Linked DNA regions of Homo sapiens: region 1 is linked to region 2. Evidence: chromatin loops called from intact Hi-C (ENCODE). Cell type or tissue: mammary epithelial cell. All regions are shown on one strand. Each heading gives the region's core, and the rest is flanking DNA. Links, peaks and the distances in the headings are about the cores only.

What was found. Peaks named below come from ENCODE experiments on the same cell type or tissue, not always from the same donor. Only the 100,000 strongest peaks of a DNase experiment are listed, where the experiment ranks them.
Region 1: it touches region 2 in a loop (2.5-fold over the local background); 3 of 110 quality-filtered maps call a loop at or near these places.

Annotation. Positions count from the first base shown.
Region 1 is chr10:77,944,656-77,953,505 of GRCh38, reverse strand. It overlaps the pseudogene H2AZP5. Among named protein-coding and RNA genes, the nearest start is that of DLG5-AS1, 22 kb to the right of the region's middle. RefSeq lists enhancers at 3,676-4,213, 4,214-4,751, 4,752-5,289, 6,061-6,355 and silencers at 4,041-4,335, 6,061-6,355. In mammary epithelial cell, for the core only: no CTCF peak of the experiment used is centred there; a DNase peak (open chromatin) is centred at 4,105; H3K27ac peaks cover 1,081 bases.
Region 2 is chr10:77,894,742-77,903,591 of GRCh38, reverse strand. The region is part of intron 1 of DLG5 (discs large MAGUK scaffold protein 5); the gene reads left to right. LOC101929347 (a long non-coding RNA gene) reads right to left here. Exons shown (of 5, transcript XR_007062208.1): 5 at 3,386-3,460. Among named protein-coding and RNA genes, the nearest start is that of DLG5, 28 kb to the left of the region's middle. RefSeq lists enhancers at 1,380-1,907, 1,908-2,435. In mammary epithelial cell, for the core only: no CTCF peak of the experiment used is centred there; DNase peaks (open chromatin) are centred at 4,281 and 4,911; H3K4me3 peaks cover 289 bases; H3K27ac peaks cover 2,303 bases.

The DNA of each region.
Region 1 (8,850 bases), core at 470-8,469, 50 kb before region 2:
TTGCCAGTCATTTTGAATTCTGCTGAAGCTCAAACAAGCAAGACAGAGAAAGGGCTAATCAAACACCCAGCAAGATCCCACCACCTATTTCTTCAATGCAATGCAATTTAAACTGCCAACCTGCTCCTTTTCTGATCTGGGCCAGTTCACCCCTCCTTGGGCAACCTGGTGGTCCTCTGCTCCTGGGAGGTCATCATATTGATGCCGAACTTAGCACCCGATCGGCATAGCATGCTACAGCCCAGAACTCCTGGGCTCAAGTGATCTTCCTGCCCCAGCGTCCCCAGGAACTGGCACTACAGGTGCAAACCACTATGCCCAGCAAGAACATAATTTATATAGACATTCCATATGCAAATATATAAACCTGAGACAAAAACACAATACTGTTGGGGTTTTGGTTGTTTTTGTTTGTTTTTGAGACAGCGTCTCACTCTGTCACCTAGGCTGGAGTACAGTGGTGCGAATATGGCTCACTGCAGCCTTGACCTCCTGGAATCAAGCAACCCTCCTGCTTCAGCCTCCCATGTAGCTGGGGCTACAGGCACATGCCATCACACTCAGCTAATTTTTTTATTTTTTTGTAGAGATGGGGTCTCACTTTGCTGCCCAGGCTGGTTTTGAACTCCTGATCTCAGTCCTCTACCTCAGCCTCCCAAAGTGCTGGGATTACAGGTATGAGCCACCATGCCTGGCCACTATTGTTTTTTTTTGTTTAGGGGAACATTCAAAGGACAAAAAAGGAGCTCTTTAAACTTAAAAATATAATGTGAGAAATCAAAAACTCAGTAGAAGGATTGGAATATAAAATTGAGGAAATCTTACAAAAACATAGTCACAGAAAATAGGAGAGAATAGATAAGAAAATTAGAGGCCTAATACAGGAATTCCACTTCCTGAATAATAGGAATTCCATTAAAAAAATAAACAAAAATAAACAAAAAACAACAGAGAAAAAGGAATGGAGGAAATGATTAAAAAAACACCTGGGCTGGGCACAGTGGCTCACACCTGTAATTCCAGCAGTTTGGGAGGCCAAGGCGGGTGGATCACAAGGTCAGGAGTTTGAGACCAGCCTGGCCAACATAGTGAAACTTCATCTGTACTAAAAATACAAAAAATTATCCGGGTGTGGTGACAGGCACCTGTAATCCCAGCTACTCAGGAGGCTGAGGCAGGAGAATCGCTTGAACCTGGGAGGCGGAGGTTGCAGTAAGCCGAGATTGCACCACTGCACTCCAGCCTGGGCGACAGAGCAAGACTCTGTCTCAATAAAATAAAATAAAATAAAATACCCAAAGAAAATTTTCAAAAACGGAGACATATATTTCCAGTTTAAAAGGGCCCAAGATTTCTTGGCCCAATGGATGAAAAGAGACCAACATCAAGACAAATCATTATAATTCAGAACACTGAAGACAAAGAGAAGATCCTGCAAGTTTCCAAAGGGAAAGGGGAGGAGGTCAGGCATTAGAGTGCCTTGAATGTCTCAATAGATGCACTGGAAGTTAGAAGATAAGCAATGCTTTCAAACTTCCAAAGGAAAATCATCTCCAACATAATTCTTTTTTTTTTTTTATTTTTGAGACAAAGTCTCACTCTGTTGCCCAGGCTGGAGTGTAGTGGCGCGATCTCAGCTCACTGCAACCTCCATCTTCTGACTTCAAGCAATTCTCCTGCCTCAGTCTCCCATGTAGCTGGGATTATAGGTATGAGCCACCAGACCTGGCTAATTTTTTGTATTTTTAGTAGAGACAGGGTTTCACCAAGTCTCAAACTCCTGACCTTAAGTGATCCACCCACCTCGTACTCCCAAAGGGCTGGGATTACAGGTGTGAGCCATGGAACCCAGCCATTCAACTTAAAATTTTATACCCAACCAAACTATCTTTTTTTTTTTTTTTTTTTTTTTTTTTTGAGATGGAGTCTTGCTCTGTCGCCCAGGTTGGAGTGCAGTGGCGCAATCTCGGCTCACTGCAAGCTCTGCCCACCTGGTTCACGCCATTCTCCTGCCTCAGCCTCCCGAGTAGCTGGGACTACAGAACCAAACTATCAATCAAGGTTGAAGATAGAAAAAGACATTTGAGTCATTTAAGGTTCAGAAAAAAATGTTTATATACTCAGGAGGCTCCTGGATGATAAGGTAGTAAACCAAGAAAAAGACAAGGGGAAACAGGAATCTGACATGTGATAGATAAAGAGAATCCCCCAGGATGTTGGTAAAAAGAGATTGCAAGATGACGACAATGCAACAGTCCTATAGGACAACCAGCCTAGACCAGATAAGGTCAGAAATGTCTAGGAGAGATTTCTTCTTTTCTTTTTTTTGAGATGCAGTTTTGCTCTTGTCACCCATGCTGGAGTGTAATGGTGCGATCTCGGCTCACTGCAAACTCTGCCTCCCCGATTCAAGCACTTCTCCTGCCTCAGCCTCCCGAGTAGCTGGGATTACAGGCACCTGCCACCACGCCCAGATAATTTTTTGTGTTTTTAGTAGAGATGGGGTTTTACCATGCTGGCCAGGCTGGTCTCAAACTCCTGACCTCAGGCGATCCACCCATGTTGTCCTCCCAAAGTGCTGGGATTACAGGCATGAGCCACCGTGCCCAGCCATGTCTAAGAGAGATTTCTTCAAGAAAATAAAATTGGTAGAATATCATCTGAAAGTATTAAGGGAAGATTATAACAACTGAAAGAGCTTGGCATTAAACACATAGGAAACTAAGTAAATGAATTGGGGTGGGGGCGGAGATAATTATTAGCTCCAGGGAAAATAAAAAATTGTGCATAGTCCATCACATGGTAATAGTCTTTACATAGTGGTATTAATGTAAAAACTGGCTATTGCTCTAACCAAATTATTGTATGACTGTAGTGGAAAGATGGAGGCCAGGAAGGGTGCATGGGTTGTTCAAGTATGGAAGACAATAAATAGTGCCTAAAACTGAAAAATCATGACGTAGTAATAAAATAATATTATTGAGGGAAATGGAGACAAATGCCAAAAGAATGAGCTATAAAAATTGAAGATGGCCAGGAATGCTGGCTCACACCTGTAATCCCAGCACTTTGGGAGGCCGAGGCGGGCAGATCACTTGAGGTCAGGAGTTCAAGACCAGCCTGGCCAACATGGAGAAACCCCATCTCTACTAAAAATACAAAAATTAGCCAGGTATGGTGGCATACGCCTGTAGTCCCAGCTACTCGGGAGGCTGAGGCAGGAGGAGAATCTCTTGAATCCGGGAGGTGGAGGTCGCAGTGAGCCGAGATCACGTCGCTGCACTCCAGCCTGGGCAATGGAGCGACACTCTGTCTCAAAAAAAAAAAAAAAAGAAAAAAGGTGAAGATGATTATCTCTGCTAAGGGGAAGGGAGAGGGCTCTTTTTCATAAATCTTGCACCATCCCTTGACTTTTTAAACTATATAAATGAATAACTTAAATAAAAATTAAAACTTTGACCCAATTTCTATCTCCGAAAGTACAAGCTGAGGCAGGCAAACACACAAAGCAATGTACAGACAAAGCATCCGAAACCTGAAAAGGAAAGTTAAGTTGTACACAGGGAAGAACAGCATACATGTAGGTAAGAGGAACAGCAGGACTTCTGGAAATAGGCTGAAGATATTAATGATATGTCCTTAGACTCATCCAGGAAACCATCATATTTAACATGACCTGGAACTTGACCTTCCAGGATGCAGTCTGTTCTCCCAGGGATGGGAGGTGGGAGCTTCCCTAGGGAAAGTAATGTGGGATGGAAGTTTCTAAAAGCCAAAGCAGCCATCACTCTCCCCTCACTTCCTGTTCCTCTTCATCCATCCTCTGCTCCATCCTCCACCAGCCCCTCAGGACCCAAGCTTAGAGATATTGACCTGTGCTCATGTTTGCGAAGATCAAACTGACTGAGGGGATTAGGATGCGCTTAAGAGCCAGCAGACAAATCTGGCTTTACTTTTACCCCTGCATCCTCTCTCCCCAGCCATGTTTGTGGTATCTGGGCAGACAGCTCAGCCAACCCACCTGCACAGCTTCCCCAGACATTCCACACCCAGACAGTGGTGCCAGGAGTAAAGCAGCAGAGAAAGGGAAGGTATTAGGGGAGAATTAAGGTGAGGAAGTGACTCAGCCCCGCATAAGCCTGCAGGCATCCGGAGGAGTTCTCAGGAGGCAGTGGCGGCTGGGCCGAATTTCAAGCTGGCCTGTGAGTGAGGCTGAAATGTGACTCGCTCTGCCCCGCCAGGCACTGAGTGTGGTGGGGGGAGGGCTGGCTAGGGCTGGCTGTGCTCCTGTCCCCAGCTCGGACTCCCAGAACATCCCTGGTGGGCTGGTTGGGTTTGGAATCACTGGATTTTGCACGGCAATGGGTTTCTTTCTTCTGCGTTTGTTTGCCTTGCATAGGGTGGAACCAGGTAGAGAGGTGACTAGTAGAGAACATGCTGCCTTTCAGTCAGACAATTCAAATTCAGGCTCTTGACCTTGGACAAGATACTAGCCTCTCAGAGATTGTTTATTCATGGAGCAAACCCTGGAAAACAAAATTACCTTGACTGTTCGTCAAATGCGTTCACTGTGTAACCACCTCTAATATGCCAGGGTCTGGGTTCAGTTTAGAAATAATGTTTAAAAGTAAGCCATCTCACTCCATTAAGATGGCTACTATCTGGCTGGGCGCGGTGGCTCATGCCTGTAATCCCAGCACTTTGGGAAGCCAAGGCGGGAGGATCGCTTGAGCTCAGGAGTTCAAGACCAGCCTGGGCGACACAGCTAAACCCCGCCTCTACAAAAAAGACATTTAAAATTAGGCAGGCGTGGTGCCATGCACCTGTAGTCCCAGCTACTTTGGGGTGCTGAGGCAGGAGGGTTGCTTGAATCGGGAGGTAGAGGCTGTAGTGAGCCAAGATTGTGCCACTGCATTCCAGCCTGCGGGACAAAATGAGGCCCTGTCTCAAAAAAAAAAAAAAAAAAAAAAAGATGGTTACAATGAAAAATTTAAGAATATATTTAAAAATAGACTGGGCACAGTGGCTCACATCTGTAATCTCAGCACTGTGGGAGACCAAACCGGGTGGGTCATTTGAGGCCAGGAGTTGGAGACCAGCCTGGACAACATAGCCAGAACCTGTCTCTACATAAAATTAAAAAATTAGCCAGGCATGGTCACACATGCCTATAGTCCCAGCTACTGGGGAGGCTGAGATAGTAAGATCCTTGAGCCCAGGAGTTCAATCCTGCAGTAAGCTATGATCATGCCACTGTACTGCACTCCAGCCTGGGCAACAGAGCAAGACTCTGTCTCTATAAGTAAATAAATACATATTTTAAACATAAATAAAAACCAGAAAATAACCAGCCTTAGCAAGGATATGGAGAAACTGAAATTTTTTTTTTTTTTTTTTTTTTTTTTGAGACAGAGTCTCGCTTTGTCACCCAGGCTGGAGTGCAGTGGCACGATCTCGGCTCCCTGCAAGCTCCGCCTCCCAGGTTCATGCCATTCTCCTGCCTCAGCCTCCCGAGTAGCTGGGACTACAGGCGCCCGCCACCACGCCCAGCTAATTTTTTTGTATTTTTAGTAGAGACGGGGTTTCACTGTGTTAGCCAGGATGGTCTCGATCTCCTGACCTCATGATCTGCCCACCTCGGCCTCCCAAAGTGCTGGGATTACAGGCGTGAGCCACTGTGCCAGGCCGAGAAACTGAAATTTTTGTGCACTCTGGGTGGAAATGTACAATCATGCATCTGCTATGGAAAAGAGTGTGGCAGTCCCTCAGAAAATTAAGCATAGACCAGGCATGGTGGCTGACACCTATAGTCTCAGCACTGTGGGAGGCCAAAGCAAGAGGATCACTTGAGGTAAGGAGTTCAAGACCAGCTTGGGCAACACAGAGAGGTCCCCATCTCTGCAAAAAAAATTTTTAATTAGCTGGGCATGGTGGTGTGCACCTGTGGTGCCAGCTACTTGGGAAACTGAGGCAGGAGGATCACTTGAGCCAGGTGGAGGCTGCAGTGAGCTGTGATCACACCACTGCACTCCAGCCTGGATAACAGAGCGAGACCCTATCTCAAAAAAAAAAAAAAAAAAATTCAACATAGGCTGAATGTGGTGGCTCATGCCTGTAATCTCAGCGCTTTGGGAGGCAGACGTAGAAGGATACCTTGAGCCCAGGAGTTCAAGGTTGCAGTGAACTATGATCACATGACTGCACTCCAGCCTGGATGACAGAGTGAGACCTTGTCTCGTAAATAAATAAAACATAGAATTACCATATGATCCAGGCCGGGCACAGTGGCTCACACCTGTAATCCCAGCACTTTGGGAGGCCGAGGCTGGTGGATCACCTGAGGTCAGGAGTTCAAGACCAGCCTGGCCAACATGGTGAAAATACAAAAATTAGCCAAGTAAAGTGGCAAGTGCCTGTAGTCCCAGCTATTCAGGAGGCTGATGCAGGAGAATTGCTTGAACCCAGAAGGAGGAGGTTGCAGTGAACCGAGATGGCACCACTTCACTCCACCCTGGGCGACAGAGTAAGACTCCATCTCAAAAAAAAAAAAATTGCCATATGATCCAGCAGAGTATTTGCCTAAAATAACTAATTATACTCACCATTTGGGCACCACAGTTTCCTAGATGAACAGAGAGTATATCTTGTAATATTTAAAGACATGGCATTGACAGGCAAGGTGGCTCATGCCTGTAATCCTGGCACTTTGGGAGGCTGAGGTGGTCGGATCACCTGAGGTCAGGAGTTTGAGACCAGCCTGGCCAACCTGGTGAAACCCTGTCTCTACCAAAAATACAAAATTATCGGGGCATGGTGACACATGCCTGTAATTCCAGCTACTTGGGAGGCTGAAGCAGGAGAATTGCTTGAACTGGGAAGCAGAGGTTGCAATGAGCGGAGAACGCGCCATTACACTCCAGCCTGGGCAACAAGAGCAAAACTGTCTCAAAAAATAAAATAACATAAAATAAAATAAATAAAGACATGGCATTGCTAAATACCTACTTTACTCTCCATTTCGACTTCTGAGATATGTATCTGTAAGTGTGTGTGGTGAGGGCATTAGGCAGACCTACCCAGAAGTGCTTTCCTGAGCAAGGATATCCATAGCAGAGATTGTTCATTGTCCTGCAAAATCCATTCTCCCTCCTTCCTTAATCATGAAACTCCCGGATTTTAGCTGGGCACACAGCCACCAAGAACAAGGACTACATTTCCCAGTATCACTTGCAGATCTTTCTTTCTGTGAGATTAAGCTCTGGCCACTGGAATATATGCAGTGCCTGTGTGACTTTCTGAAAGTGTATTCAAAGGAAAGAGACAAAAATTTCTTTTTGTCTTTCCTCCTTCTTGTTGGCTAGGATATAGACGTGATGGCTGGAGCTCAAGCAGCTCAAGCCATTTGCAGAGACAGTGGAACAAGAGCAAAGGAACCTACCTCGTGGAGCACTGTATCAGTCTGGATAGCTGACTTCAGACTTTCATTTATGTGGGAGAGAAATGTATTTCTGTTTTGTTTAATCTGCTGTTATTTGGGGATTTCTGTTACTCACAGAAAAAAATAATTTTTTATTTTGGGTTTTTTTGTGTTTGTTTTTGTTTTTTTGAGACAGAGTCTTGCTCTGTCGCCCAGGCTGAAGTGCAGTGGCATGACCTTGGCTTACTGCAATCTTTGCCTCCTAGGTTCAAGTGATTCTCCTGCCTTAGTCTCCCTAGTAGCTGGGATTACAGGCGCCCGCCACCACGCCTGGCTAATTTTTGTATTTTTGTAGAGACAGGATTTTGCAATGTTGGTCAGGCTTGTCTCAAACTCCTGACCTTAATTGATCTGCCCACCTCAGCCTCCTAAAGTGCAGGATTACAGGCATGAGCCACTGCACCCAGCCAGAAAAAAATAATTTAACTGACTGTCACAGTAGCCAATGAACCTTGGGCTTACTCCCATCGGGGGTCTCTATACACCATTTTTCTTCTCCTCTTTTTTTTTTTATTGAGATAGGGACTCAGTCTGTTGCCCAGGCTGGCATACAGGGGTATGATAATAGCTCACTACAGCCTCTAATTCCTGGACTCAAGTGATCCTCCTTCCTTAGCCTCCCTCCCAAAGTGCTAGTGTGTGAGCCACCATACCTGACCTTTTCTTTTTTTTTTTTTGATATGGAGTCTCACTGTGTCACCCAGGCTGGAGTGCAGTGGCGTGATCTCAGCTCACTGTAAGCTCCGCCTCCTGGGTTCACGCCATTCTCCTGCCTCAGCCTCCCAAGTAGCTGAGACTACAGGCACACACCACCACACTCAGCTTATTTTTCTGTAGTTTTAGTAGAGACAGGGTTTCATCATGTTAGCCAGGATGGTCTCCATCTCCTGACCTTGTGATCCGCCCACCTTGGCCTCCCAAAGTGCTGGGATTACAGGCATGAGCTACCACACTCGGCCACACCTAACCATTTTTATCCTCCCCTTTCCCCAAACGCTTACCCTGATGAAACTAAGAGAGTTCAATTGGTATTACCTGTTAGGAGAGACTACCCTAGTGCTACTGAGTAAGTTGAACTGCAAATGAGACAGTCTAGAAGCAGATGCATTTCAGAAAACAGTTAGGCACTAGCTGGGAAAGTTGAAAATCACATACCCCATGACCCAGCACTTCCTCTTAAATATATTAAATAGATGTGTGCATTAGGAGTCACATACAGCAGCATTGCTAGTAATTGCCAAAGACTGGACACAATCCAAATGACCATCCACAGGAGAATGGCTAAGTAAGTTGTGGTATGTTTACACAATAGAATCGGCCATGCAGCAGTGAGAATGTATACCTACCACCACAAGCATCGACACAGGCAAAAG
Region 2 (8,850 bases), core at 630-8,629:
GGCTGAAGTGCAGTGTCACGATCTCGGCTCACCGCAACCTCTGCCTCCCAGGTTCAAGCGATTCTCCTGCCTCAGCTTCCCCAGTAGCTGGGATTACAGGTGCCCACCACCATGCCCGGCTAATTGTATTTTTAATTTTATTTTTCTTTTTTATTTTTTTTTTTGAGACAGAGTCTCACTCTATCACCCAGGCTGGAGTGCAGTGGTGCAATCTCAGCTCACTGCAACCTCTGCCTCCCGAGTTCAAGCAGTCCTCCTGCCTCAGCCTCCCGAGTAGCTGGGACTACAGGCACGTGCCACCACGCCCGGCTAATTTTTGTATTTTTAGTAGAGACGGGGGTTCTCCATATTGGCCAGGCTGGCCTCGAACTCCTGACCTCAAGCAATCCGCCTGCCTCGGCCTCCCAAAGTGCTGGGATTACAGGCGTGAGCCGCTGCGCCCGGCTGCTTAATGGTGATTTTATACACTATTTTAAATAATTGTGTGTATGAAACAAAGTGTATGTACATTGAACCATCAGAATGCAAAGGTGTTACTATCTCATGTTGATGCTCTGAAAGTTTGGGATTCTGGAGCATTTTGGATTTTTGAATGAGGGATGCTCAATGGCTCGTTTATTTATTTATTTATTTTTTGAGACGGAGTCTCGCTCTGTCGCCCAGAATGAGGGATGCTCAATGGCTCGTTTATTTATTTATTTATTTATTTATTTATTTTTTTATTTATTTTTTGAGATGGAGTCTCGCTCTGTCGCCCAGACTGGAGTGCAGTGGTACGATCTCGGCTCACTGCAAGCTCCGCCTGCTGGGTTCACGCCATTCTCCTGCCTCAGCCTCCCGAGTAGCTGGGACTACAAGCGCATGCCACCACGCCTAGCTAATTTTTTGTATTTTTAGTAGAGATGGGGTTTCACCATGTTAGCCAGGATGGTCTCGATCTCCTGACCTCATGATCCGCCCACCTCGGCCTCCCAAAGTGCTGGGATTACAGGTATGAGCCACCGCGCCCGGCCCTCAATGGCTCGTTTTTAATGGGAGCACAGTCTTGCCTGATTGAGATTTATGTCACCAGTTCTTCTTGATTGGAGATGTAGAGATTTCCCATTTTTTCTGTACTTACAATGCTGCGGTGCATCACCTCATGCTATAGATCTTTGTATGCTTCTTTATTTTCTCAGGATGAATTCCTAGAAGTGGTGCTGTTGGGTCAAAGGGTGTGGACTTTGAACGGCTGTTGATACAAATTGCTGGGCTGAAACAGCAGTCCTGGGTTCACGCTTGGGGTTCCCCGGGTGCAGTCTTTGGATTGGCTTTTTCAGAGTCACTGGGGAAGCTTCTGAAAGATTAAACCCCTTGGCCTCACCCTAGGTCTGTGAATCAGAACCTGGGTGTGGGCTGGACCCCAGGGGTTCCTTTTACTCGGTGTTTGGGAAATAGGCACGGCATCTCCTCAGTGTCCAAGCCTGTCCTGGAAGGGAGACAGAGACCACACCTGTCTGTTCCCTCTAAGGGAGAGCTGTGGTGTGAGTGCAGCTCGGTGGCAGCGAGTGAGAGGAGCTCAGTTTAGGGACTTGGCTCTGGGTGTCACTTTGTTCCTCTGTAAAGTGGGAGTGGCCTTGGGGAGTCTAATGTGCTAATACCAGCATACGAGTGAGTATTTCTCTTACTAATGTCATAAGATGAGAAGGATCTCATAGTTGGCTTTCTGGCTGGGCCAGGCCAGATCTGGGAAGAGTGTGCAGGGAGAAGTGGGTCAGGACAGAGAGCTCGTCTTTCCAGCCCTTCCCCAGGGGGACCTTGGGCTGCTCCACCGTTGGAGCCGGGTGCTGTTGGCTCAGGCCCACTGTGGGTCCTGGCGTCCTTATGTCCAGGTCAGCAAAGAGGAGCTGCTTTTGCCAGGGGTTGCTGCATCCTGTGCCTAGAAGTGAGAGTGCCAGGAGGCTGGGGTGTGGGCTTCCCAGCCATTGTCTGCAGTGCGGGAAGGAGGCCCCAAGGTGCCTCCCCACCCGTCAGCGTGGACCGCAGAAGTCACGGATGCTGCCTTTCTGATGCGATGCAGCAGTCTTTCCTCAGAGGGCCATAGCTGCACTGTGTGGATGTGCTACTTCCTGACACCGGCGTTAGTCCAGATGGGTTTGCTCAGGTGCACCCAGCCAAGGGGTAACTCTTTGCCAGGTGTAACCTCCAGGATGCTACTGTAGATGGGCTGTTTACCAGTTGTCCCTGTAAAGGTCAAGTCTGCTCTGACGGCCCTGTTTCTTGGTCTGTAAGTCAGAAGGAACATCATTTATTCACTTCTTCAAGTAAACGTACTGTGCTGTAGTAGTCAGGATGAATGGTCCACATTAGGGAGCAGACGGCAGCACAGCTGACTTGGGGACTGATAAGTTGTGCCTTGCTGTGGGCGCTTGGGAAACACATCCAAGGAAAGGGATTGTTTTTCTTTTTTCTTCTCTTTTCTTTTTTTTTTTTTTTTTGAGATGGAGTTTCACTCTGTCACCCAGGCTGGAGTGCAATGGCGCGATCTTGGCTCACTGCAACCTCTGCCTCCCGGGTTCAAGCCATTCTCCTGCCTCAGCCTCCCAAGTAGCTGGGACTATAGGCGTGCACCACCATGCCCGGCTTGCTTGCTTGCTTATTTATTTATTTATTTACTTGAGACGGAGTCTCGCTCTGTCACCCAGGGTGGAGTACAGTAGCACGATCTTGGCTCACTGCAACCTCCGCCTCCCGGGTTCAAGCAATCCTCCTGCCTCAGCCTCCTGAGTAGCTGGGATTACAGGCTCATGTCATCACATCTGGCTAATTTTTATATTTTTAGTAGAGATGGGGTTTTACCATGTTGGTCAGGCTGGTCTCAAACTCCTGACCTCGTGATATGCCTGCCTCGGCCTCCCAAAGTGCTGGGATTACAGGTGTGAGCCACTGTGCCCAGGCTTTATTTTTGTATTTTTAGTAGAGACGGGGTTTCACCACGTTGGCCAGGCTGGTCTCAAACTCCTGACCTCAAGTGATCCACCCGCCTTGGCCTCCCAAAGTGTTAGGATTACAGGCGTGAGCCACCATGCCCAGCCAAAGGGGATCGTTTTTCTCTTATGGAAGGGGGCCCCGGGGTGAAGGTCTGTCTCCTGAAGGAGATAACTTGAGAGCAGAGCTTTCTGGGCTGAGTAGAAGTTCATTAGGTGATAGGTAGGTGCGTTCCAGGCAGGAGAAGCAGAAGCGTGAGGATATGCATTAATGTAGGACACAGCCAGGTGTGCCAGGTGACCATGGGCACCGTGGTGACTGGACAGTGGCTGGGTCAGGGAGGGGTTGCAGGAGATGACCTGGAGAGGAGGTAGAGGCTGTGCCAAGGACCCAGCCTTGTGGCCTCCCAGATCTGGCCTCCAAATCTGCTTCTGTTTCTGAGCTGTGACGCTTAGGTAAGTTGCCTAGTGTCTTGGAGCCTCAGCTTCCTCACCTGTAAGATGCAAGCAATAAGACGAATTTTAGAGGGAGTTATTAAATGATATAATATATATACACTGTAGAGCAGAGAACTTGACACATAGTCAAATGTTCACTAAGTGTTTATCTCTTCCTTTTAAAGTCTGGGGTAAGGCTTTTTGACTTTAGGCCAGAGGGAGCCGTAGAAGGTTGTGGAGGATGAAATTGATAAGATTATATCCATTTGCTGTTATGTTTGGGTGTTGGTGTTGTGTGGAGGATACTGGTCCAAGATAAGGATGAGTGAGGAGTGAGAAGAGCCTTCCTCTTTCATGGTCTCTTTCTGGTTTTCTCGTCAGCCATCTCCAGTGGGCGGCAGGGATGGCTTGCCAAGGCTCTGAGCTGAAGTTTTGGAGGAAGAGGCCAGGGTTTAAAATGTGTCCCTGGTGAGCCAGCTACCCCTGAGCGAACCTATAGGAGTGGACACTTGCTGAGCACAAGTCTGGTCATGAGAAAGTGGAATGAGTATGAGGAGAGGGGCAGAAAGCTGGGCCTTGAGCCTGTGGAACTGTGCATTGTAGTGTAGCCATAGAAAGCATTTGTTGACCACTCATGTGTGCCCCGGGAGGTTGCAAGGATCATCTCATCCCAGCAACTCTAAGATGAAGGCCACTACTCTCCTCATTTTACAGATGAGGGAACTGAGGCATAGAGAGAGTAAGTCACTTGCCCAGAGTCCCAAGCCAGTGAGTCGGGATTTTGCCCTTGGCTGTTGGAATCCTGAGGGCACGCCCATTGTACTGGGGTGGAGAATTGGAGCAGGCTTTGGGGAGTTTTCTGCTACCAGTTCCTGCTGGCAGATTTCCATTGCCCACAAGGAAGAACGCTGCAGCAGGGTGTGTTGGTCTGTGGTGAGGTGGCTGCCTCTGGAGGTGCTGAGCTCCCCCAGTCTGGGAGGGCCTGGATGGCTGCCTGGCCTGGATGCTGCCACAGCAGAGTCAGTGCCATCCTTACTAGGGAGATAGGTTACATGCTACCCTAGCCCTTGCCAACTTCAAGGCGGATGGGACCTCAGAAACCAAGCCCTGCAGGAGGGCACAGATGTGGGAGAATTCAGAGGAAAGCCATCTTCAGATTGGGCCATGAGTTGTCTGAGTACGTGGAGAGTGGCAGGTCTGGGGTGCTACCTGCTGTTTTCCAGCACTGGCTAGTTGATAACAGCTGTCCTGGGCTGCAAACCTCTTTGCCGCATCTGGGTAGGAGGAGAATCCTGGGATTGCTGCCCCGTCCCGGCGTGGGTGACTTTGGGTGAGTGCCCTCCCTTTCTGGGTCTTTGCATCTAGCATTTGGTGACCTTGCACAGCACGGAGCTTCCTCTACTTCCTTACCGCCTGCCTGGCCCTCTCAGGCATGCACAGGCCTGTCAGGAGCCAGGCCATGGAGGGGGCAGGGGCCCACTTCCTCAGGAGCACTCAGGGCAAGCCCTGACCTGAAGGGATAGACGCGGGGCCCAGCCGCGTGACTCGTGTGCCGTCAGGAGCTGCTCCTGCGCTGGTGCCAGGTGGTGTCATTGGGGTTCGGATTAAAAGATAACTCTATTGGCAGGAGGAGGCAGGCCTTTTCTGGCTTTAATAGCCAAGCCCACAGCCTGCGCCATGCAGCATCTCCCAGCCCCTGCTCCCATGTGCCTCTGCCTCTCCTTTTGCTCCCTGTGTGCCCGGAGGGCTGGCAGGGGACCCGTCCTCAGATTGTGCTGCTAGCACTGTCTCCCCTACCTTGTCCCCAGCTCCCCTCTGTGGAGAGGTTTTTAAATCCTACGAGCAATTCAGGATTTGCTTCCCTTTTTCTCTCTCCTTCTCCAAGAAAAGTGAAGTCCCAGGGAACTGCAGAGTCCACGTGTGGTAGAGGGTGGAGATGTGGAAACAGAATCCAGGTCTTTGGGGAGGCCAGGTTGATGGGGACATGCAGGGCTGCTTTGGCCTAAGCGTGGTGGCCAAGTGAGCCATGTGCCACTTGGTCACCTGCGCTGATGGAGAAGGCTGTTCTGGCTCCTGGGAGGAAGGTGCTTGTGGTAGCAGCAGCTACCCTGAGGCCAAAGCTTCCTTGAAGCCATGCTGGTCTTGAGTAGTGTTTGGTGGTCCCACACTCCTGAATGGGCAATCACAGGACTTCGGAGGGTCTCTGGGGAGCCTCAGGGGCTATGCTATCTATGGGAAAGGAGATAGAACCTGCCTGGAAATTCTACCACTCTCCAGTGACACAGAGACAAGGGGACCAGAATATTTGGATAGAATATTTTCAAACTTCATCATGTCTCCTGTGTTTGTATAGGCCCTCATTTTGGGAACCACATCCTTTTTTTTTTCTTTAATTCTACCACTAAGAAATTATATGATAGATCTTTTTCTTTTTCCTCTCTTTTCTTTTGTCTCTTTCCTATCTCCCCCTTTCCCCTTCTCTCCCTTTCCCCCCTCCCCCTCTCCTTCTCTTTCTCTTTCTCTCTTTGTAGAAATAGGGTCTCACTATGTTGCCCAGGCTGGTCTTGAACTCCTGGGCTTAGGTTATTGACCCACCTCGGTCTCCCAAAGTGCTGGGCTTACAGGCATGAGCCAACCAGATTTTTTCTTCAAGTGTTATTTTTATCTGTTTGCCTAAACATTAGTTTATTAAGAGGAAAGATTCTCTTAGGATATTTTCCCTTTTGGGGTACATGAAACATGGCAGCAGTAGCACAACATTACTCACTTGTTTTTAAATCAATTGTTAAATAGCAAAAATTATTTATTTATTTATTTATTTATTTATTTTTGGAGATGGAGTCTCTCTCTGTTGCCCAGGCTGGAGTGCAGTGGCGCAGTCTCCACTCACTGCAACCTTCGCCTCCCAGGTTCAAGCTATTCTCCCGCCTCAGCCTCCTGAGTAGCTGGGTTTACAGGCATGCACCACTACATCCAGCTAATTTTTGTATTTTTAGTAGAGATGGGGTTTCACCATGTTGGCCAGACTGGTCTTGAACTCCTGACCTCAGGTGATCTGCCCGCCTCAGCCTCCCAAAGTGTTGGGATTATAGGTGTGAGCCACCATGCCTGGCTTTTTAATTTTTTGATGCCTATTTTTTTTTCCTGCAGTAAGCAACAAATATTTTATAGAATTATTTGGGCAGTGGGATTATTTTTCTTCGAATTTTCTGTTTTAAACATTTTAATGATACTTTCTTTCTCTGACATTTTGTTTTGAAAATGTTCAGATCCATCAAAGAATGGAAGGGAAAGTACGATAAACACTTGTTTAGTCGTCACCGAGACTCACCAGTGGTTAACAGCTTGCCATATTTGCTTTTTTTTTTGAGATGGAATTTCACTCTTGTGGCCCAGGCTGGAGTGCAATGGTGTGATCTCAGCTCACTGCAACCTCTGCCTCCTGGGTTCAAGCGATTCTCCTGCCTCAGCCTCTCGTCACCATGCCCGGCAAATTTTTTTGTATTTTTAGTAGAAACAGGGTTTCACCATATTTGCTGGGCTGGTCTCGAACTCCTGACCTCAGTGATCCACCCCCCCTTGGCCTCCCAAAGTGCTGGGATTACAGGAGTGAGCTACTGCGCCTGGGCCATATTTGCTTTTTTACTTTCTCACTCTGCAGATGTATCCATATAAAACTTGTTTTCCTGATTCATTTGGAAAAAAGTTGTGGACATCAGGACAGTTTACCCCTAAACCTTGAAGTATGCACAAACCAGTACATATTCCTACATGACACACCACCATTATTAGACCCAAGAACCTCAGCACTGATGCAATTATATCCTCTAGTCTATAGTTCTTCTTAAATCTCTCTAATTGCCCTATACCTGCCTTTTATAGATTTTTTAAAAATCTAGGCTCTGAAGAAACATGTTGCAACTGGTTGTTATGCTAACGTTATACTAGCCAAATAAAATCTGGATTATCCATGGTTGACAGATCTTTGTTAGAACACGTTGTTATGATATAGACATTTACACTCACTACTATTTTTTTTTTTTGAGACACAGTCTCCTGGAGTGCTGTGGCGGGATCTTGGCTCACTGCAAACTTTGCCTCTTGGGTTCAAGCAATTCTTGTGCCTCAGCCTCCTGAGTAGCTGGGATTACAGGCGTGCATCACCACGCCTGGCTAATTTTTGTTCTGAAGGTGTTCAGAGCTAAGGAGGCCAGTGACCCCACATCAAAAGGGGAAAGGAGAGAATAAGTTTCTGAGCTTTGTAAAAGATGCTACTGGTTTTTCTCTGTTTTATGTCAAATAACCTGTAACACTCCTGGCAGTGGTACATTTGAGCCCTGGGTAGAGATGGGGTTTCACCATGTTGGCCAGGCTGGTCTTGAACTCCTGACCTCAAGTGATCCGCCTGCCTCGGCCTCCCAAAGTGTTGGGATTACAGGCGTGAGCCACCGCGCCCAGCCTACGCTGACTACTGATATCCCCAGGATAGCCTTAGAATTCTTGAAACTTGGGAGGGGACTGGGAGATCTGGGGACATCTGCTATCCTTTTTTTACAGAATCTGTGGTCTGAACAGCTGAGGGACTTCTCCAGTGTCCCTGAATTGAGGTTTGCTTCTGTGTTCTGAATTTCTTCACTTACAAAATCTGACACCTTCAAGTCTGGACATTTTAAACTGTCCTGCCAAATTCTTTTCTATACTCAGGGCTCAAATGTACCATTGCCAGGAGTGTTACAGGTTATTTGACATAAAACAGAGAAAAACCAGTAGCATCTTTTACAAAGCTCAGAAACTTTTTCTCTCTTTTCCCCTTTTGATGTGGGGTCACTGGCCTCCTTAGCTCTGAACACCTTCAGAACATCAGCTAGGGTCACTGCAGACCAAAGCACAGCCAGAGGAGAAGGGAAATCCTGGGGAGGAAGGAGAAGGGGCGTGAGTAGTGAAACGGCATTGGCGGGGACAGGGTGGAGGAAGAGATGTATGATGGGCCAGGGCAGTGCTGCCCTGCGGGTGAGGGTCTGTCAGCTGAGTGCCTGCTGTGAGCCTCCCATGGGAAGCAGCCTGGGGCTGCAGAGTGAGCCCTGATGGACTTGGTCAGACTGGGGTTAAGTCCAGCAGTGTGACCTGCTCATCACTTTTCTTCCCTGAACCCATGTCCACCTCTCATAAGGTTGTATCGAAGTTCCAAGAAGAAAAGCAGAGCGAGTGCTTTGAAAGGACATAGGAAGGAAGGTGGCCCTGCCCCTCAAGACCGCTGTGCTGGGGTCTTGGCAAACCCCTTGCCCCTGGAACAGAGACCGGTACAAGACCTCTGGAGTGGATAGTGCCAGCTAGGGGAGGGCAGAGTGAGGAAAGGCCTTGTTCCCCAGGAGGAAGAGAGGTGCTGAGCTAGCAGCGAGGGCTTCTTGGAGGAGGTGAGATTTGAGTTTTTCTGGATGGGCAGAGG